2 separate regions of the Homo sapiens genome follow, and region 2 is linked to region 1. Evidence: read pairs that join two places in POLR2A ChIA-PET (ENCODE). Cell type or tissue: CD4-positive, alpha-beta T cell. All regions are shown on one strand. Links, peaks and the distances in the headings refer to the core of each region. The heading gives the core; the rest is flanking DNA.

Region 1 (2,920 bases), core at 94-2,593:
GCCACTGTGTCCAGCCAGATAGTCTTCTTCTTAAGAGACTGGAAAACTAATTTTTCTAATACTAAATTTTATGCTCTTTTCTTTAGAAATAATGTAATAAATAAGCAGTTAAACTTCATACAAGTTTAAAAAGAAACAACTGGAGCTCAAAATGTATTTTTCTATTAATTATTCTACATTCTGGAATAATAATTTTTATACCAGTTGACTATATCTCTGGATGACTAAATAGTAATAATGAAATGGAGAATAGTGCCAAAATTGAGAAACTAAAATATATTTTAAACTTTACTAAATTTATAGTCACCACTCAGAGAGTGCAAGTGCTCTAACAGAGAAATGTGTTCTTTTCTATGAGATGTGGATTGCTTAAAATCTAGTTGAGCTAGAGCCTAGTTCCAAAAGAATTTGTTCCAAAAGCAACCAGGCATTTTTCAAGTCTATGCAGATTCCCTTTATGTATATATGGTTGGTGGAGGGGCAGTGTAAATATGGGGAGTGGTGATGATGAGCATACTGAATCTCTATACTCATCCCATCCCACTAATGCTTTGAACCCATTAATGTGTTAAATTTGAGCCTCAAAATGACCTACTGAGACAGTAGCTTTCTTGGATGAGATATGAAACATTCTTTGCCTGCTTTGATCATTGAAGATAGTCTTTTCAGAATCTGAAAAATTCATTCAGTTTATCTTATAAGATACATCTCTTAGGGGTAGCTTTGCCAATGATGAAATAATAGCATCATCCCTGTTGTGGGTTGGGGACATTTAGTCTTGCTTGTATCAAGGGAGGCATACATGGAAGATTTAGCAGCTATAACAAGAACCTTCTTGCCAACTGGGCATTTAGGAGAATATGGCCTGCAATTGAGCCAGAGGGACAGTGTTACCATGCTGAGTGTTTTACTATGATTTATGCATCTGTCTCCTCTCTGTCTCTCTCTCTCTCTTTTTTTTTTATGACTTCCCAAAAACTCAGGTTTTGTTCCAGTGTGTTCACTTTTTGGGAAATGTAGATAAGATTAAATTTCTTAGGCCCAGCTTCATGCAGGATGGATAGAATTCTGACTTGAGCTTTGCTGCAGCATTTATCCTTTGTACATGAGCTTAGGTGCCCTTAAGCATTTGGTACACTTAAAGTAAATCAAACAACAAGTAAATAATTTGAGCTCATCTGCCTGTTACTCAGACTCTTCAATAGGAAGTCCATGTTTTTTAACGTAAAAGCATTAGTGTTCAATGTTTAAATCTTTTGTGATATGTGTCTCCATGGCCTCAGAAACAGGATTTGAGGAGATTATGGAGGTCATGTGGTTTCCTTGATGTCTTCGGAGTGCCAAGGAAGAGAAAGGGAATCAGGATATTACTTTCCACGGTGTGGAACAAATTACATTTTTGTGCAACATTTTTATGAATTTTAATTCGAAAGTTATCTGCAAATCTAGCTTACCTCTTATAAACACGTTTTCAGAAGATAATTACTATTAGTAAGACTGCTGCAAAATACCAAGCAGAATCAGGAAGACAGGTATCTGACTTCAAAGCTATTCTTACTCCTCACTTCCCTTCCCCGAACTCTCAACTCCACCCAAAAGCAAGTCTCTTTTTAAACTCTGAGATTTCGTGCAAGTCTGGAGTCTGGCTCTGACCACAAGGCAGGAAATAGCTCATATGCAGCATCCAGAGAAGAAAGTTACAAGACAAAAAAAAAAGAAAGCCCACACATGCACACACACATTTCTTTTTTATCTGATACTTTACAAAGTTTATTTGGAAGAAAGGTTGAATTGCGCTTTTTGTTTGTTTTGTTTTAAAACTGCCTGTTCCCAAATGGCTGATGAGCATTGAGTTGAGATGAGGACAAGTTGGCTGTTAGCCTGAAGGCTCTTCCTTGTTGCACCCAAAGGGAATTGTAGAAAGATTTGGAATTCTTCAGATCTTTAGCTTAGAGACCATGGGTGGAGCCTACTTGCACAGCATTCAGCTGATGGTTGCTAATTAAATGCTTGCCCAGTAACTTCAACTGGCCAGACTATTTCACAGGAGAGGAAAAACACCCCATGAGGTAACTGCCAGGGAAAGAGGGATGTCTGGCAAAGCTTGCTAGAAACCAGAGGTGCTAGCTTGGAGTGTATTTCTCTCTGAAGAATAAGTGGTAGCCAACCTGGAATCTGGGTCAAATAAAGCATACTTTAAGTCCACCCATAGGAAAAGGACAGAATTGAGAGGAAAAAAGCTAAAATAGTTCTATTAAATTAACGAACGACAATTAAGTAAATAAAGTCAAACAGTTGTGATTTCTAACTTCATAGTTAACAGAAGTTTTCAAACCGATAAATTTAACTCCATTCTAGTTTAGATTGAGGTATGCATAAACACCACTTCTAATCCTTCCACAGTCTGGGACCTTGGCTGGGTCAGTTTCTATTTACACTGGAGTAATTATTAATAGCACCCTCTTCTACTCCCAAAAGAGTCCAAGTTTGGATGATAAATTTTATGTTCATGCTTTCCATGACCAATGCCTTGCAAGACTTCAGATGGTTTCTAGTGATATATTATAATGTGATAATTAGGGAGTCACTGACAAGCCTAGTAAGGCTAATTGTATCAAAACTTCTTAAAAACACAACCAGAGTGAAGAATCCAACAGTGCTTCAGCAATTAGTTGTAGTTAAGTACAAACCCAAAACAAATTAACTCTGTCATGAGATGCCAAAACAAGTTAATAAGTTATCTTAAATTGCACAAACTGAATTCTAATGTCCAGAGCCAAGGAACATATTGCTATCTCTTTTCGTGTTTCTGAATTGTGCCTCAAGAATAGTATTTCTTGCTAAGCATACGTTGCAAGAAGCACTAATAAACTGAAGCACGTGCAGAAAAACAACCACAAGGATGGAAACATTTTAGGAA
Region 2 (2,920 bases), core at 171-2,670, 180 kb after region 1:
AAATAATAAATAGCAGAAAAATTCTTTGAAGGATTTACCTGTACTCAGTGTCTAATTCCTCTCCTCCAATCATTAGTCAAGTTAGTTGGAGGAATGCGGCTGCCTTTTCATCAAGTTCCTGATAACATTCAGGTCTATGAAAGGGAAGGGGTGTGTAGGGGGATGAGAAGCCGGTGTGGGGAAGGCAGCAGGATACAGCTATTTATGAGCCTGGGCACACTTGGAAAACAGTCTCATGCATGACCTTACAGCCAACACTCTTATGGGGAGCACTTATGACACTCATCAGTGTCTCATTTATGACAGTACCACTGAGGAATATCAGTACGTTCAACTCTTTCATCAAACTCTTTCCATCAAACTGTTAAACTGAAGGTATGTTCAAACCTTTCATCAAACTGCAGAAGAAAAACCATATGTATGGAGAAATAAGTGACTAAATTCAACTAAAGTAAGTACAATGAAGACATAGACAACACCATCTATTAATGTATTCTGTCCATGGCACCTAGTATAAAAACATGTATTAGGTGATCAGTGCATATTGATTGGGTCATGAATATAAAATTCATTGTTTCCATTCAGAAATTGGAAAACATTCTCCATAAACGCGGATGAACAGTAGAAAGTCATCCAACATGATCCCATTCATGCATCTCTCATGCATATGCATCCTCACTAACTCTTTCTGCTGTCATTGCTAACCTGGGACCCCCACTCCCACCCCTCCTTCTCCAAGCCAGACGCACCTGCTACCCTGGGCACTCACTGCTGCTGCCATGTCTTGCTGTGTAATGCCATTGTCAACCTCCCTGCCTGGTGTGCGTGCCATTCTCCTTCACCGGAGGAAGGAATGTTTAATTATTTTTAATCAGTGGACATGGCATCTTGCTAGACAGCGACACTTGGGGGATCCAACACCATCTGCCTTCCACCAGGCGCCAGCTGCTCTGGTAGATGTCGGTAGAACACCTTAGGACATAGCCTTCTGCTGCCAGGTGCCTACAAGCGGCTGCCACTCGGCACCATCTCCAACATGAGCTGCCACTTGGGCTCATTCCCTGTCATGGTTTGCCTCTCATCCCTGCACTCTTTCAGGCAGGTTCTCCACAGCCCCAGCTCCCAGAACATTTCCCAAACAACCCAGTAGCCTGCCAGTAATCATAGGGTCCAAACATAAATGTTACCCTAACCCAAATGGCCACGGATCTTTCCATCACCATTAGTCAACCTAATGGATCTGCTGACTTCAGTCCCACAGAGAACGGCCACTGACTTCACAGCAGGCAGACCCATGGAGAGCAAGGGTCAGCCAGCTACTGAGCATTTAAAACAGTGGGGAAGGAAAAGGGGAGGGAAATGCCTCTCAGATAAATCACCGGAGCTGTCTGGGGTGAGCAGTGCCCGTGGTAAGTGAGCTCCTGCAAGTTCCTGTCACAGACCTGTCCCTTCCACCTCCTACCCTTAAGGCAGTTCCTGCAGCTCTCACAGCTGTGCCCACACTTTCACTCCTGCAAAGAACGTCTCATTGGCTTCAATTGCTTTAGCGGCTCAGCGTGGTCCCTGTCGGGAGCACTTGTCACCTCCTTCCCAAGCAGCCCGCTTGACACCCAACCTAATTCCTACTTGGTGAACCAAGCCCCCAAGGTTCCTTTCACCCCCACCCCTGCCCCCCATTTTGTGAAGAGCCAAATTCAGCAGCTCCAATCTCAGCTTTATTTTCATGCAAAGTGAAAGAGCTCAGCCACCCGGCACTGGCTGAAGGGTAGATAAAAGCCCCAGCTGTGCCTGCTCTGGGAGTCACTTTCACCTCCAGCAGGAAAGCAAACTGTTTTTGTGCCTGAGGGAAATTATGGAGCCTCACACTTTCATCCAGAGACGGACAAAGGGGAGGTCAGGTGCTGCATCTGCCAGAAATGGGGACGTGTGAAATGTGATTAACCCAAGGAGAAGCCACACAGAGCCCGGCTGGGGCCTCTCCTGTCCCTGTGTGTTTCCCAGTGTCAGAAGCAGGCAGAAGAGTAAACAAAAGCATTAAATAAATATTTTTCCGTTTAACCCATGTGTTAATACAGATTTTTACAACCTCGACAGCACTGACTGAATCAATAGTTGCAAGTATTAGCCTGAATAATGAAGGAAGTAGTGTACATCTGTTGATTTCTCTGCATTTGTGAAAAGAAGGGGGGTGGGGGGGTGAGGAGGGGAAGAGATTCCAGAATGAGCGTGTAATCACATTGTACCCTGCCTGTCCGCAGCACAGCTAAGCCTATCGGGCCCATCAGATGAACTCGCTAATGCTATTTCTCAGGCTAAATACAAACCGCTGGTGCCTGTAGAATTAAACTCATCAATAGCTAAGCTCTCCTGCATTTACAGGAAGACACAAATAAAATTCCTACTGATATGCCCATCAGAGTGGGAAGTTATCTGTCTCTTTCGAACAGACTTTCTGTAAGAGCTCTGTGTGGTAAATGAAGCTACCAGTACATTTGTCTCTTTGTCAAAATAAATAATGCCAATTTCATTTTTGAACAGTGTGCTTGGGCTGTATTCATTATTGTGTTAGGGTTTTGTTTCCGCCAAAACAGCCCTCCCCAGCCCTGCTGCTTGGACAACTTGTCTCTGATTAGGGATGTGTGCTGAAAACGGAAACTGTTTGAAATTAACTAGAGACGTATTAAATAATCACAAAAGAAATTCCGGTAAAAAATAGAGTCAGTTATCAAAAGATTAACACGGTTCTTTGTTCCGTTTTTTTTTTTTTTTTTAGACAGGGAGGGGAAGCAATTTTCAAGACAGACACCAATGCTTTAAAAGGATTTTTCAGAGGTGAATTACTTAATCCTTCGTGACTAAGGAAATCTTTGTGTGCACTACAGAGGATGGGAGCAAAGCAGGAAAAAATGTACAATATTGA

What was found. Peaks named below come from ENCODE experiments on the same cell type or tissue, not always from the same donor. Only the 100,000 strongest peaks of a DNase experiment are listed, where the experiment ranks them.
Region 2: POLR2A ChIA-PET joins it to region 1 with 6 read pairs; 2 of 35 experiments call an interaction of 5 or more read pairs at or near these places.

Annotation. Positions count from the first base shown.
Region 1 is chr1:83,506,968-83,509,887 of GRCh38, forward strand. No RefSeq gene overlaps it. Among named protein-coding and RNA genes, the nearest start is that of LINC01712, 62 kb to the left of the region's middle. RefSeq lists an enhancer at 1,536-1,695. In CD4-positive, alpha-beta T cell, for the core only: no CTCF peak of the experiment used is centred there; a DNase peak (open chromatin) is centred at 1,624; H3K27ac peaks cover 997 bases.
Region 2 is chr1:83,691,308-83,694,227 of GRCh38, forward strand. All of the region lies in intron 2 of LINC01725 (long intergenic non-protein coding RNA 1725), which reads right to left. Among named protein-coding and RNA genes, the nearest start is that of LINC01725, 170 kb to the right of the region's middle. RefSeq lists enhancers at 965-1,499, 1,500-2,035. In CD4-positive, alpha-beta T cell, for the core only: no CTCF peak of the experiment used is centred there; no DNase peak of the experiment used is centred there; H3K4me3 peaks cover 1,293 bases.